Regions from separate parts of the Homo sapiens genome. Here region 2 is linked to region 1. Evidence: chromatin loops called from intact Hi-C (ENCODE). Cell type or tissue: endothelial cell of umbilical vein. All regions are shown on one strand. Links, peaks and the distances in the headings refer to the core of each region. The heading gives the core; the rest is flanking DNA.

Region 1 (7,680 bases), core at 1,863-6,862:
GGCCTGATAGACGAGACAAACTCTTCCCTAGAAAGGGGCGAGAAGTTTTGTTCAAAGTCCTAGATCAATTTTATTTTACTGTTGAGAGCTGCTAAAGAAAGTAATCATAAAGTAGGCTTTGAAAAATTTCGTTCACTGCCTCTACGTGGACGGCTGTAGACTACAGCCTGAAAATTGGCCCTCCGGGAGCTCTGTCCAGCAATCGATTTTCATTCTTGAAATGAGAAGAATTAGTCCCAGTGGAATTTCAGGCTAGTCTATGGTTCTGAGGGGAACCTCGGCCTGGCTTTCCTTGAAGCTCCCTTCTTGTTGCCAAAGCTTTCCATTTCCCTTGGTACTCACAGTTATCTTTGAGGGGGCAGGGTGCACAAAGTGCATCATGGGTCTCAAATTCAGCTCCCTGCAAGGGCCGGTAGGTGACAGAAAAGAGCAAACTAGCTAGGAGGGAGCTGTGGCACCCTGGGGAGCCCATGTGAGAGGGTGGCTAATGCCCCTCAGCTCCAGGACATTGTAGACAGGGGGTTAATGGGCCTGGGTGGCCCCATTTTGCCATATTTCAAGATAAACCAGGCATTCAGATTTTGTTGTTGTTGTTGTTGTTTGGAGACAGGGTCTTGCTCTCGCACCTAGGCTGGAGTGCAGTGGTGTAGTCATAGCTTACCGCAGCCTTCACCTCCCGGGCTCAAGTGATCCTCCTGCCTCAGCCTCCTGAGTAGCTGGGACCATAGGCATGCACCACCATACCCGGCGAATTTCTAAAAAAAATTTTCATAGAGATGGAATTTTACTTTGTTGCCCAGCCTGGCCAGATTTTTTAAATGTGAAATCTTCCAAGCTTTTATTCATAAAAATTAACTCCAAACACATTAAAGCTCAGTGACAGCCAAAGAAGCACATCTGGGAGCTGGATTCGGTTTAAGGCCTCCAGTTCGAGACTTCTCCTCTCCTCAGAATGGCTCATTGAGGCAGGGTGTATTTTATCTCATATTACAATGAGGAAACTGAGGCTCAGAGAGCAGGCCTGCAGGCCCAAGTCACACAACTGGGAAGCCACAGGGCTGAGGTGGAGCTAGGGTCTGTGGCCTCCCGCACTGAGCTCTCTCCACCCTGTGCATGCCTCTAGCTTTGGCATTGGCTCCTCCTGGCCCCTTCTCCGGTCTGACCATCCCTTTTCCACCTCATCTGCCACCTCTCCCTGGGGCTGAGGTTGGGGCTCTTCTTGCCTCCTTCTCCTCCTTTCTCTCCTTGGGGCTGGGTTTTTTTGTCTGGCAATCGCCCACCCAGAATCCCCTCATTCAAGATTGTAACCTCTGGAGCCAGGTGGCCTAGGTTTGAATTCCAGCTCTACTATCTGCCAGCTGAGTGACCTTGGGGAAGTTACTTAACTTCTCTGTGGCTCGGTTTTACCTTCTATAAAACGGAAGAAATAATTGTACCAATCTCATAGGGGTGTTGTCGGGATGAAAAGGGTTAACTTATTAAAATGCATTTAACTGTGCAGGGTACATAGTTAAGTGCCAAAGAAAAGTAAGTTAAAGCCAGGCACGGTGGCTCACGCCTGTAATCTCAGCACTTTGGGAGGCCGAGGCAGGCAGATCACCTGAGGTTGGGAGTTTGAGACCAGCCTGATCAACATGGAGAAACCCCATCTCTACTAAAAACACAAAATTAGCCAGGCGTGGTGGCGCATGCCTGTAATGCCAGCTACTAGCGGGGCTGAGGCAGGAGAATCACTTGAACCCAGGAAGCGGAGGTTACAGTGAGCTGAGATTGCGCCATTGGACTCCAGCCTGGGCAACAAGAGCGAAACTCCGTTTTAAAAGAAAAAAAAGAAAAGTACGTTAAAATAAATGCAGCAAACACTTATTGAGTACCTACTGTGTGTCAGGCCTATGATAGACTCCAGGAGTTGATGGAGGCAAAAGAACAGATCCCATCCCTCATGGAGCTGGTAACTGGATAGATGGTTCACTCGTGTGTCTTGCGCTGGCACTACCTGCATGAGGCTCCGCTGGCCTACCTGGAGGTCAAAGGATCCCATGGGCCTTTCCAAGTTGCAGCTCTGAACACACAACTCTTCCCTCCTCCCACAGCCACTGCCCTTGCTCACTCTCTCAGACCCTCAAGCTCAGCCCTGCCACCAACAACCTTGCTCTCAGGCCTTCGCACGGCAGGCACCTCTGCTAGAACTTGCTTCCTCTCCTGCCGGCTTCACTGCTCGTGGCTTAGTCAAAGCCTCCTTTTGGTTCAAACTTCAATCCTGGAGTCCCCTCCCCACGCTAGGACCTGCCCCTTTGCTTCAGTCTTTGTGCCCTGTGCGACCACACATGCACAGGGCGTCTGAGGAGTTTTTGCTTGACGTCTATTCCTGCAGTTCATGAGGGAACCTCATAGCTGAAGCAGAGGGATGTGGGAGACCCAGTCACTCCTCTTCCTCAGCTTTCGTTTGCTCACCTATAAAAGGGTACAGTGACCCTGAACTCAAAGGAGAGTGCTCAGGTGGCCAGAAGCAGATGTCACGTGGGCCACTGGGACCCTAGAGGCACTGCTGATCCCCAGGTGCTTCCTGGAGGAAGGGGCCACCCGGGGCCCGCAGAGAAGGGTGGGAAGGGTGACAGGAAGGCAAGGAAGGGCATGTGCCCAGTGGTCCTCGTCTGTCTTGGCTGGAGCCAGTATGAGGAGCACCCACTGGAAGGTCAGGTTGGAGTCCGATGGCAGGGGCCTCCAGGGAGAGCCAGTGTCACTTCGGGATGCTCCTTAGCATCCTGGGGCTGTACAGGGAGAGTGGCTGCAGAGCCCTTCCAGGCAGGGATCCTGGCCTGAGTGGGGGCAGCTCTTGGTCGGACCTGTGTGGTATTTCTTCTTCTTCTTCTTTTTTGTTTTTTTGAGACTCATTCTTGTCACCCAGGCTGGAGTGCAGTGGCGTGATCTCGGCTCACTGCAACCTCCGCCTCCCGGGTTCAAGGGATTCTCCTGCCTCAGCCTCCTGAGTAGCTGGGATTATAGGCACCCGGCACCACGCCAGGCTAATTTTTGTACTTTTAGTAGAGACGGAGTTTCGCCATGTTGGCCAGGCTGGTCTCGAACTCCTGACCTCAGGTGATCTGCCCCCTCGGCCTCCCAAAGTGCTGGGATTACAGGCATGAGCCACCGCGCCTGGCCGGTATTTCTTCTTTCATTCTCCGTGTAAATGGTGGAAGGATCGGCTCTCTCCTCCCCGCCTCCCAGGTGCAGAGAGAGAGAGAGAGAGAGAGGGACAGGAGAAGGCTGGGGTTCGGGGTTCTCACAGCGTTTCCCTCTCATGCTGCCAGGGCGGGGCAGTGGAAAATGGTCCCTGAGGGCCCGTTCATTCAAATAAGGACAAGAATAATGGCACACTCCCCATCTCCATTTAAAAATAGTCACATTAGCTGACACTGGCTTGGCACTTCCTAGATGCCGGGTGCGTTCCGAGTTCTCTACGCTGTTAACCTTGGATCTTCATAACAGCCGGAGGAGACAAGCGCTACTATTTTCCTTTCCATTTTATAGATGAGGACACTGAGGCAGAGAAATTGAGTCACTTGCCCAGGGTCACACAGCCATGGCAAGGCCAGGATTCTGGAGCTCTGTACCTGGCTTCACACCACAAGCTCAGGCCACCCTCCCGGGGCATACCGAGTCTCCCAGAACGTGGACGATCGCCCAGGGCAACGCAGTGGAGTGCGAGCCCGGTCTGGTTTGCACCTGGCTGCTCCAGGAGCCCTGGGCCTCATCCTAGGAGCCTGGCGGAAGAGGCGAGCGGTGGAGTTTGGAGGCTGCTGTGAAGGAAAGGACTAGGCGGGTCGGGTCGGGTCTGTCCTGCTCTTCTTCCGCAGGCAGGAGGCGCCCAGGGCGGGCTGCCGCACCTGGCAACGAACGTTCGCCGCGCGGCATGAGGGTGTGCGCGCGCGCTCGGCGAGCCCGGGTTCTTTGTGTGTCCGAGCCCATGCGCGCGTGCGTGTTTGCGTGTATGTGTGTGCATGTGTATGTGTGCGCGCGTGTGTCCGCACTTGGGGCGGGGCTGGAAGCCCCGGCCCCGCCCCGGCCCCGCCCCCGGCCCGGCCGAGCTGGTATTTTTCCACCCAGCAGGATGGGTGATGCTGAGAGCTGCCTGCTCAGACAACAGACACGCGAGGTCAGGAAGAAGCCGCTTATAAATTACCGCTTCCTTCGCGCCGCCGCCAACGCCGAGCCCCGAGGACCGCAAGCCCAGAGGACAAGCTGCGCCAAGAGGGAGTGCGGAGCGTTCACCCAGCGGGTCAGAGAGCGAGCGGGCAGGCAGCCCCCGGCCGGCGGAACCCGGCACAGCCGAGCAGAGCGCGGGCGGCGCCGCAGCCACCCCAGGTACCGGAGGGACCGGGAGCTGGGCGCGCAGCCGGCGCTGCCCGCCGTCTGCAGCCCCTCCCCATCCCCGCGTCGCCGCAGTCCCGGCCTCCTCCCCTCCGCGTGCGCCCATCCGGCGCCCCTTTCACCACCGCGGAAGGGACCGAGAGTCGCCTGCTCAGTCCCGCTGGCGGGGCTGTTATTGTTTCCCCGGCAAAAGGGCTCCGGCTCTTGGTGCGGGCGGCAGGAGAGTGTGTGTGTGTGTGTGTGTGTGTGTGTGTGTGTGTGTGTGTGTGTGGCATATCTGTGTGCCTGTCTCCGTCAGGATGCCTACATGTGCCTCCGTATCCCTGTGTCTGTGTTTCTGAGGGTGACTGTTTCACCGTGTCCCCAGCAGCGTGCACATGTGTGTTCCGGTGCATGTCTGTTATTCTCTGCGTGCTGGGCTGTGTGTGTGTGCCTCTCTGTGTGTGATACCTGAGTGTGCTGTCTTTGGATGTGTGCTCTTGTGTGTCCCCGTTTGTGTCTGCATGAATCTGTGTGTGGGGGGCTGCGTCTTCCAGGCCCTGGCTAGGTGCACGTGCGTGTCCCTGAGTGTGGTTGTGTCTCCAGGTCCCTGGTTGTGGGCACTCGTGTGTCCTCGGCTGTACCCAAGAGGGTGTCCCTGGTGCCTAGAGGGTCCAATGGCCAGAGCTGGTTCTCCAGGGCCGGCGCTGAGTGGGGAGAGGTGATAGGGCAGCGTGGCTCCATAGGTGCATGCACTCCATAGGTGGTGTGCAGGTGGCAGCGCCAGCGTCCAGCAGTCCTGAGTGGTGGGACCAAGGCCCGGAGGGGCAGCCAAGGGGTAGTGGACAGCCGGCAGGGCCAGCAGGACACTTCCCCCTCCAGACTATTTCTCTTCCTTCTGTGGGTTCCTCTTTTGAGTAGGAGATTCTCGTCCCCCTCCCACTAGGGAAGCCACACAGAGAGAATTCCAGGGACCTCCTCCTACAGCCTCAAAGCTTCAGCCTGGACTTCAGCCTGGACTGGAGAGGAGACCTGTGGGCAGCTCTCCCAGGCAGGGAGGTGTGTGCCGGGTAGGGCCACCGGCCTGGCTATTTTGGTCACTGTTGGGCCTCTGCCAGATCCCGGCATCCCCAGGACCAGCCCCAAAAGCTTGGGAGGCAGCCTGGGCCCCCGTTTCCTGTCTGGGGAAATAAATCAGCTCAGTAATTGCCCAGACACTTGAATGGAGGGTCTTCGGGCTGAGGTTTACTGGCGCATGGCTCCATTTGGACTTCACTAAATTGGCCCCCGCTTTGGCACAGCTGACGTTCAAGTAAATGTCACTGAGGAGATCTTTTTAAAATTTCTTTTTAATTTTTTGTTGGCTAGAAGGGAGGGGATCTTGTCCAGAGTCTCCTAGCCAGAAGGAGTTTATTTTTATGAGAGAGAGAGCGGGTGAGTGCTTAGCAACCACCTGCCTCCCTCTCGACCAGGGAGTCACCCAGGGATTGTGGGGTGGGCATGAGGAGGTGGGGTGGGGGAGGAATTTCATCAAGATGGTGTTGGAGAGGATCCAAAGGGGGCCTAGCACGGCTAAGAACCCCCAACAGGGTGGGACTGGTAGAATGGTGGGAGGTGTTAGGCCTGGCTCAGCCCCCAGTTGACCTTGGGCAACCCTTTTTCTGCCTCAGTTTCCTTACCTGTAAAATGGGTGGGGCAGACTGGTTATAGAGTAAACCAGGGACCAGAGGTAGGAGCTTGTCCCCAGGGAACTGATTTAAGTCCTATGCTTTGTTTTAATGGGTGGGTGACCTTGGTTGATTCCCTTGGTTTCTTTGAGCCTCGGCTTGGCTGCCTGGGCAGCAAGGACACCAGTGCCGGCCTCACTACGTCCTTGAGGGGATTGAGGGAGATGAGGCTGAATAAGCTTGTAGTAAGCTGTAAAGCCGGGCTCGGCTGTAGAGCTGCTGATTAGAGGGTGTCACGAGGTCCTGGGTCACTGTGGTGTATGGCAAGGGCCAAGGTGCATTCTGGAGGCTTTGTCCTTTGGGGACACCCTTGTACTAACCCATGGCTCAGCTGCAATCATCCTCCCCTGCCTCCTTCCCGTCACCTCAACCTGTGGTGATTGGACCACATCTGCTTTTCAGAGTCTGGAGGCCTGGTGAGCAGTACCCATTTTATAGATGGACAAACTGAGAGCCACCTAAGGGACTTTGCCTTGACTGGACAAAATTAAGTTTCAAAAGGTTTTCCCTAGCTCAGCTGTGAGTTTTGGCCCCATGGGGCTTTGGTCACTGATATCCTCGGGAGTTGAAATTGAACCGGGGCCTGGGGAAAATGAGGAACAAAGGTGTCCCAGTCCTTAGGGCAGGAAAGTGAGCCTATGGGACCCATTTGCACCTTGCTTCTGTCCCTAGTTACTCATTCTCCCTTCCTTGTGCCTTCCCCTGAGCCCTGCTACCCATTCTGCTGCAGGGGTCAGCCCTCCACAAGGCAGTCCGGGCTCTGGGGACTCTGTTTTCTAACCTGAACTTGTCCGCCTGTCAGTTTGTCAAAGGATTTGGGAGGTGTACTTCTCTGAAAGTCTTTCCAAAAGTCCTGAATGATAAGAAACTTGTGAGTCATTGAACACATTCCCGTATATAGAAAAAGCTGAGAAGTAAATTATAAGGGCTCCCCAGAATGCAGCTTAGCTGCAGCCAGAGGGGGTCTGCCTGGGAATTGGGGTTGGCCTGAAATCCCAGGGCCACCCTGGCAGGTACATGCTGATTCCCCACTTCTGCAGAAGGTCATGAGCAAGAGTCAGATTCTTTGGGGCTGCATCTCATTTTCCTGTGTTTGCCAACTTGGCCAGAGCGTTCGTTTGAATTTATGGGTTCTGGGCAGGAGCTGTGGATCTGGAAATGCCTAAGGAAGCCTTCAAGTGAGAATGAGAGCGCTTTTTTAATGTGCTTCATTTAGTTGATTAATAGACCTTGGTTAAGGTCAGCTCTGGGCTGGCACTGGGTTCAAGGTAGAGTGTTGGCTTTCTAGGAGCTCCTGTCCCAGAGGTAGAAGCATGTGGTAACTGCAATGGCCATTACCATCCGTAGGATACAGTGAAGAAGACCCAAGGAGCAGCTGAGTGTGCAGTGAGGGTGGGGTAGTGGGCAGGAGGCACTTTCGCTTCCTAGAGGACACAGTGTCGGAGTTGCCATTGTCTGTGGGTGGAGAAACAGGATGGGCTGGCATTCTCCACAGGGGGCAGAGTAGCCACAAGGGCACAGTGGCGTGAAATAGCCAAGCATGTTTGTAGAACAGGTTCCCCGGGTCCTAGCTGGAGAGAGGAATAGGAGCCAGATGGTGGGG
Region 2 (7,680 bases), core at 1,659-6,658, 80 kb before region 1:
TTCCATCATCTCCCACTCTTTTCCCCCAACTTCTCTCTCTTCAGCTCCCCAGAAAATCTCCTTTCCACCCCAACTTCTTTCTCTATCATATCATATCTAAACATTATTTGGCATAATAAGTCTTCCAGAAGTCAGGGAGGGCTTCAGAGAGGTGAGTAGGGCTCTTGAGCAGGGCTTCGAGGAATGAACAGGAGTTGGTTAGGAAGAGAAAGAAGGAAAGGGCAGGAAACTAAGGTGCTTAAATACAAAGGCTGGATCCATACAGGCAGGGTTTGAATCCTGGCTTAGCCACTCTGTGGCTGTGTGATCTGGGGCAAATTACATAACCTCATCAAGCCCGAGTTAACTCATCAGCATAATGGGAATTTCCAGATTATCTCAGTGTCAGAGTCTCTGGGCTGGTCCTACTGGCTGATGAGAGCCAACTGTGCATCTCTCTTCCAATGCTGCATTTGACAATGTCACCCTGGGAGCTTGAAATCTGCCACTGTGGAAGTATTTGCACCATGGAAATCGGCAGACTCTACAAGTCAGAACATTTTTTTCCCCCTCCAGAGAGCCAGTTCACCAACACATCACCACCTGCAGCTGGGAAGCTGGGTTAAGATTAGATTTGATTGCAAGGGGCTTTGAACAGCAAGGCCTGGAGATGTATTGTTCAAATGTTTGCTGTGGAACTTCAGAGACACAATTTGACCCTACCTAGTCTGAGGGGAAAAAAAAAAAATTTTTTTTCTTTTAGAAATAAAGAAGGCCTGAGTTTCTAAACTCAGAAGGCTTGAGTTTCTAAAAAAAAAAAATCCCAAACACATTCTCATATTATATTTACATAACTCTTCAAAAGATCTCCTAGAACACCTTAATTAAAAATACATATATATTATTTCTGTTGAATGAGCAAACCTTGAATAAGAAAATCACCAACGTTCTCAAGCTGAAAAACGGGGAGATTTTTAACTGGGAAAAACTGGGTGTGGAGGGGTCAGCAGTGGCCAGTTCACACGTAACTTAGCTGGGAAGGAAGCTGGCCTGTATCCTATTAGCAGTGGGAAATCATGGGAGGGTTTGAAGCAGACAAAGGCTATGATCAGATTCTGGTCTTGGAAAACATCCTTCTGGCTGCTCTTTGGAGAAGAGTCGGGAGAGAGCCGAAACAAATTCAAGGAGACCAGGCAAGAGATGAAGGGGATGTGGACAAGCATGTTTCTGGAGAGACAATGCTGTGTGTTTGCCTTACTTCCTTTTTCTCCTGGGCACTCAGCTGGACTACATTTCCCAGGCTCCTCTGCAGTGAGGTAGGACCATGTGATTTAGTTCCGGCCAATAGAATGTGGGCAGAAGTGATGTAAGGAACTTCCTGCCCTGGCCAAGGAAACTCTCCCATACAATCCTCTGGGCTGTTTCTCTTTCCCGCTTGCCTCCTGCAGAGGGTCCAATGCAGAACTCCAAGGCCTGAGGGGTGGCAAAGCCACTGGCTGGAAGGAGCCTGGGTTGCTGAATGACTGTATGGAGCAGAGACTCACCATTCACTGCATTGGACTGTGCTGAAAAGGACAAACCTTCCTTGTGTTGAGCCCTGAGACCTGGGACTGTTTGTTACAGCTGCCAACCTGATGGATGTTGGGTGATGAATCAGAGACAGGGGTGCAGACTAGAGAGCTCTTTGGGGTAAAGTCGTGGGACTTGGGATAGATTGGAAGTGGAATGAGAAAAGAGGAGGCATCGCGGACAGAGTCCATGTTTCTGATTGAGCAGTGGTGCCTTTTGCTCAGAGAATGTGAGGAGGTCTTTCTGGAGGGCTGTTTGGTGCATTTCAGATACTGGAGTAGAGCTGTCAAGAGGCTCTTTTCTTGGCCTGTGCCATGTGGGGCAGTCCAGCAGCTCCTCCAGAAGCATGTTATGGTGGCAAATGCTGCCCGTCATTCATCCGAAAGAGGAGACAGGGAACATCTGCCTGTGAAGTCATCGTGCTGCCCTCAGCCAGAGCCTACCCAGGAGAGCTGGGGAATACTAACTGCTTCCTGCCCAGCCCAGCAACACCCTACCATGTCCATATTTGTGACCCCAAGCTGTGACAAGGCTAATGTTGGGACCTAATTTATTTTTACTTCCTTTTAACAAATGTTTCCTGAGGGCCTATGATAATCATAATATTAAAACTATTATTTATTACCCACCGCTAGTCCCAATTACTCGAAAGACTGAGGCAGGAGGATCACTTGAGCTCAAGAGTTTGAGTCCAGCCTGGGCAACATAGCAAGACCCCGTCTCTAAAACAAAAACAATTTTTTAGAAAACTACTGAAACTACTGCTATTTCTTAAGCACTTACCATGTTCTAGACAGTATGCCAAGTGCTTTACTACATTTCATTAAATCTCCAACAGAGATGGGAACTATTATTGGCCGCATTTGACAGGTGGGGAAACTGAAGTTCAGAGAGCTAACTCTGCACGAGCTAGGCTTTGGACCCAGGTCATCAAATTCTATAGTCTGTTATCCCCATATGAAGCCAATTCTGCCTGGAGCACCAAGATTGACATGATCTCACAGAACTGAGCGTGGCCCCATCTCCTGCATTCCCCGGAGAGGCCCTTTTAGTCTCTCACAGTTCTTGTTCCACCAGAGTGGGTAGTGGCTGCTGTCTGCCACCCAGCACATTGGCACATTTTGGAGACCTCTTCCTTTGTCTTTGGGAAGCCTGGGGCTGGGCTACCCCATTGCATTTCCCTCCATGAGAGGAGACTGTCATTTTGCCAGGTCCTGGGTCCTAGGTTACTGGGCCACCCACTGTTGGCATGGTGACCAGATCATGACCCAAATCATGGCCCCTGATGGGCACAGATTCCTAGGCAGCCACCGTCCTCAGAAGGGGCCAATGGGCCTGGCATCCAGAGCAGTTCTTGAGCTAGTGTGGAAACCCATTTACACCACCTTAGCCCAAAAGTAGTGTTTAAGGAATCACAGAATCCAAGGGAAAGTTTGGGCCAAAATCTAGAATCAGCCACCCAGATGTCACCACAAGCCTCTCCCCATCCCTTATCGCTACTCCTTGAAGACTGCCACAGGACAGAGGCAGGTGGTTGCCCACCTAGCATCCCTTCTCATTTAAAAGAGCCCTGGCCGAGCCCTGCAGTGGGTCACACCTGTAATCCCAATACTTTGGGAGGTCGAGGCAGGAGAACCACTTGAGCCCAGGAGTTGGAAACCAGCCTGGGCAACAGAGCGAGACCCTACCTCTACAAAAAAATGAAAAAATTAACCAGGTATGGTGGGGCATGCTTGTGGTCCCAGTTACTTGGGAGGCTGATATAGGAGGATCACTTGAGCCCAAGAGGTTGAGGCTGCAGTAAGGTATGATTGCACCACTGTACTCTAGCCTGGGCTGCAGAGCCAGACCCTGTCTAAAATAAAATAAAATAAAATAAAATAAAATAAAATAAAATAAAATAAAATAAAATAAAATAAAATAAAATAAAATAAAATCCCTGATTTTCTTCAGCAGGATGCTCTTTCCCAGCCTCACCATCTCAGCCATGAGATGTAAGCAGACACCTGCTATGAGTTCTGGGAAAGTTTTTGTATCCTTGATAAAAAAAATGTCGAACACAACTGGCCTAGCCCTTCCCCTTTTTATCCTTCCTTGAATGCAGATGTAATGACTGGAGCAGAGGCAGCCATCTTATACCCATAAGAGAAAGGCAAGAAAACCACAAAATTCCAGTTCTAACCTCATTGAGTGGCCGAACCAATGCCTGTGGTCACCTGTCTCTAGATGTCTTGTCACATGAGGAAAATATAACTTTAGTTATTAAGCCATTGAGGGACAGATTTGTTCTGACTTGCAGGAGAAAGCCATCCTAATGGAGACTATTGCTGTCACCGTCACTGCTGCTACATAAATGGAAACATAGTTGCCTCTGGCCCCTGAGTTTTGTATTTTATAGGCTCTGAACTCAACCTTCTGTGTCCCAAGTTTTAAAAAAAACATTCCTGGGCTGAGACTCATTGGCCCAGTTTAGATTGTCTATGCCTGGGCCACTCTTCCATGGCCAGGGAGGGTGGACTGTGATTGACCCAGTTGGTGCCAACCCTTAACCCAATCAACCATGGCCAGAGGAATTGGTGGGGAGGGGGGGTGCCATTTGAATATGAAGATAAGAGAGCTCCAGGCAGCCTGGCTCATTAGTGTGTCATTCTGGTCACCCAGATCAAGGGCACTCACAAGGTCGTCCTCACTCCCGCCTCGCTTTCATCCACTCTACCATGTTTACTGCACGTTCACTGTGTGTGCTGCACGGTGCTAGGGCAAGATGGAATTTGAACTGGATTATCCAGAGTCCAAGATCTGGCCCGTATCCACTGCTAGACCCTGCAGGCAACCTGGCTCTGTCCCCTTAGAGTCCTTGGTCTCAGTTTACAGGCTCGGGTTCAAACTCGGGCTCTGCCACCCATGGCTGCTGACAGTTTCCCCCTGCTGCTCAGCTTTCTCGTCTGTAACAGGTAGGGGTTCCCTTGCTGAGTTCAGAGTCCTTTCCTGGCGTCAGTGAGCTTCGGAGTCAGCAGGCTGGATTCCATTCCCAGCTTACCCTCTCCTGGCTGTGTGACCTCAGGCGGCCACCTCACTTCTCTGCACCATGATCCCCTGTCTTTAAACCATGGGGATGACCCTGCCCCCAGGTTATGGGGTAGAGTAATTCATGAGATGACCCTGGGTCACACAGGAGGTGCTCAATAAATCCTAAAAATAAAAGCTTAGCAGCCCCAAGGGAATGTGTGACAAATTATAGGCAGGATTTCCTGAGGCTGGCAGTCCAGGAAGAGGTCAAGCATTGGGTGGGGTTTATCCCCCACCCCCCAGGCCTGGAGAAGCTCCTGAAACAGGCAGACAGGACAGGAATGGGGCTCCCAGACCCCTGCCCTTGCCTGCATAATCTTGTGGGACTGGTTGGCAGATGTGGGTCAGTGGTGCATACGCGTCCCTGGAGTGAGGGCAGCGGAAAGCTGTTCCTGTCCATCTGAGGGCTGGCAGCCACCAGGGCCACATCCGCATAGAAGAAAGAAACCAAGGGCAGCACTTGGGTCCTGTCACTGACAGCTGCTGGCCACAGAAGAGAGGCTGACCTTCTCTTTGTCCCCCCGGGAGGCAGGCGGGGCTGGTGAGGGGACGAGGGTTTCAATCCAGGCACTTGGGCAACCCTCCCCACGTAGCTGGCGTTTCTTCCCAAGCCACAGCCCCGGGACTACATGAAAAACAAAGCTTCCTGGCCCCAGCAGCATGTATCACTGCCTTCCTGGGCCAGTCCCTGGGTAGGGCTTTGGAGAAGGGGCAGCACTCACAGACTGATGGAGGATGGGAACTGCAGGCCAGGTTGGAAGAGCTCCCTTTACCGACAATCTGCAGAGCATTAGACACTGTGCCCAGCACATTCACTTAGGTACACTCTGGCCCTTGGAAGGAGGACCCGTTATTACCCCCATTGTACAGAAGAGGAAACTGACGCTCAGAGAGGCAGGCTGGCTTACTGTGGGTCACACAGAAAGTGGGAGCTTGGATTCCAGACCAAGTCTGCCCAACCCCTAAGAGTGGCCTCTTTCTCTCATGTGACGTAGTCTCCAGGAAACAGGCGAAAAGTCCAAATGGCATCATGGTAGGGTGGGAAGCATTTGGGCCGGGTGTCAGGGAACCGCTCCTAGTTCCTCAAGGGCTTGAACCACCCTTCCTTCCTTTCCCCAGCTGAGCTCTTCCTCCACCTCCAGGTCTCCATTTAGACGCCTCCTCCAGGAATCTCCCCTCGATTTCCCCTGCCTGGGACTCCACCTCTCAGCTCCCGTAGCCCCCTTGGTCTGAACCCATCTGTCCTCCCCAGGAGAATCTAAACTCCATAGGGCAAGACGACGTCTGCCAAATTCCCCACAGAATCTTCAGGGGTTGGCAGGGTGGCTGACACATAGTAGGCCCTCAATAAATATTTGTGGAATACATGATAGACCAGACACCCCAGCCCCAAAAGCATGGAGCATAGACCCTTTTCTGGGGTAAGGGCTGCATCTCTGGGCCAAGGAGAACAGGATGGGAGAGATCCCAGGAGTCCCAGGGGTCCCAGAGACTCCCTCTCAGGACCGTGCCCCCTGCCCACAGTAAAACGTGTCCCCAGAGCCCAGCCCATCACATTTTTTCCTGACAACTCACTCTGTGATTCATTCTTAGCCCCTGGCATGCCTGGGCCTACCCAGAAGCCATAGGCACTGGTGCTAAGTTTAGTGACTGCAAAATGTCCCCGTGAAATTCCAGACAGAGCCAAGGGGCTGGCGGCGCATTCCGCAGAGCTTTCTTGGGTCCTCCCACTCTGCTGCTGGGCGTGAAGGGGAACCAAAGCGTCCTTCCAGTAAATAGCCTGGAAGGGCCAGGTCCCTATCTGAGGGCCTTGACTAGTGGCCACAGAGCTCAAGGGCAAAGGTGGCCATTATTGTCAGAGGAACTTGGTGTGGAGGACTGGAAGCCTCGGAAAGCCTTCAAATAATACACCATAATGAAGAGGGGACTTGAGGTTCAGGACAAACCTCTCTCTCCCTTGGAATCCTATAGAGATGTTGAACAGTGCATGCCCAGGTAAAACTTCCCTGCTTAGAGCTGAGGTCTGCCTGCCTATGCCTATCTAGAAGATGGGAATGTCCTGGCTCTGCCCTTTGGACCTCAGAGCTACCTGTCTCCCGCTCTTCATAGGACAGGACCTCCAGCCCTCTCCCTGCTCTGTAGCCACCTCTAGATTTTTCTCTGTCTGCTCTGACCCTTTCTCAAAGATGAGCCAAAGATCCCAAAACAAGACAGAACAGAGGAGAGGGTCTGAGATGTACAGGAGGAAGGTCTCGAGCTTGTGGTCCATTAAGACCTTCAGATCTTATTCACATTAACATATTCCCTGGGAAGGCCTCCCTCGGCACACGTCTAGCAATTGGTTTCCATTAATTTCTCCTCCATGAGGGAGAAACCATATCCACCTCATTATTTGACTCAGCAATCTCAGTCTCATTGCTGGACTGTCAGCTCCACAGGGCCAGGGAGGGGCTGTCATAACACCACACTCTCCCCAGCCCTGAGCATGATATCTGCACAGAGGTGGCACTGAGAGGGCAGCCTTTTTTCAAATGTGAAATATAAATACAACAGAAGATTATAACCACTAAAAAATAATTTTAAAACAATAAGTCAAAGCAAATTAAGTCAAATCAATAGGGTAATAAAAGCACTTTTTTTCCTTTTTGAGACAATCATGATCACTGCAGCCTCAACTGCTGGGGCTCAAGCAATCCTCCTGCCTCAGCCTCCCAAGTTGCTGGGATCACAGGTGCATACGACCACACTTGGCTAATTTTTTTGTTTTTGTAGAGACAGAGTCCTGTTATGTTGCCAGTCTGGTCTCAAACTCCTGGCCTCAAGTGATCCTCCCACCTCAGCCTCCCAAAAGGAAGTGGGAGCTGTTGGCTCATACAGGCATGAACCAACATGCCTGGCCAAGGAAAGCACTTTCAACTAATGGTGCTGAAACAATGAGACATAGATATAGAAAAAAATATATATGTCAACTGCTGCAATTGATTCAAAAATCAATTTGAAATGGATCTAAATGTAAAAAGCAAAGCCAAGCTTATAAAGGAAACACATTAATATTTTTGCAAC

The links. Peaks named below come from ENCODE experiments on the same cell type or tissue, not always from the same donor. Only the 100,000 strongest peaks of a DNase experiment are listed, where the experiment ranks them.
Region 2: a loop joins it to region 1, with 4 times the contacts of the local background. A loop is called at or near these places in 5 of 110 quality-filtered maps.

The regions. Positions count from the first base shown.
Region 1 is chr3:14,398,483-14,406,162 of GRCh38, forward strand. SLC6A6 (solute carrier family 6 member 6) reads left to right here and starts at 4,124. Exons shown (of 15, transcript NM_003043.6): 1 at 4,124-4,365. It overlaps LOC105376959 (a long non-coding RNA gene), which reads right to left and starts at 3,925. Exons shown (of 8, transcript XR_007095825.1): 1 at 2,179-3,925; 2 at 662-755; 3 at 1-27. RefSeq lists enhancers at 3,548-3,597, 3,608-3,777, 5,098-5,157, 5,228-5,307 and a silencer at 3,918-4,447. In endothelial cell of umbilical vein, for the core only: a CTCF peak has its summit at 3,882; a DNase peak (open chromatin) is centred at 4,049; H3K4me3 peaks cover 2,344 bases; H3K27ac peaks cover 316 bases.
Region 2 is chr3:14,318,484-14,326,163 of GRCh38, forward strand. No RefSeq gene overlaps it. Among named protein-coding and RNA genes, the nearest start is that of LINC01267, 30 kb to the right of the region's middle. RefSeq lists enhancers at 1,039-1,348, 1,369-1,428, 4,457-5,050, 6,040-6,209. In endothelial cell of umbilical vein, for the core only: no CTCF peak of the experiment used is centred there; no DNase peak of the experiment used is centred there; H3K27ac peaks cover 523 bases.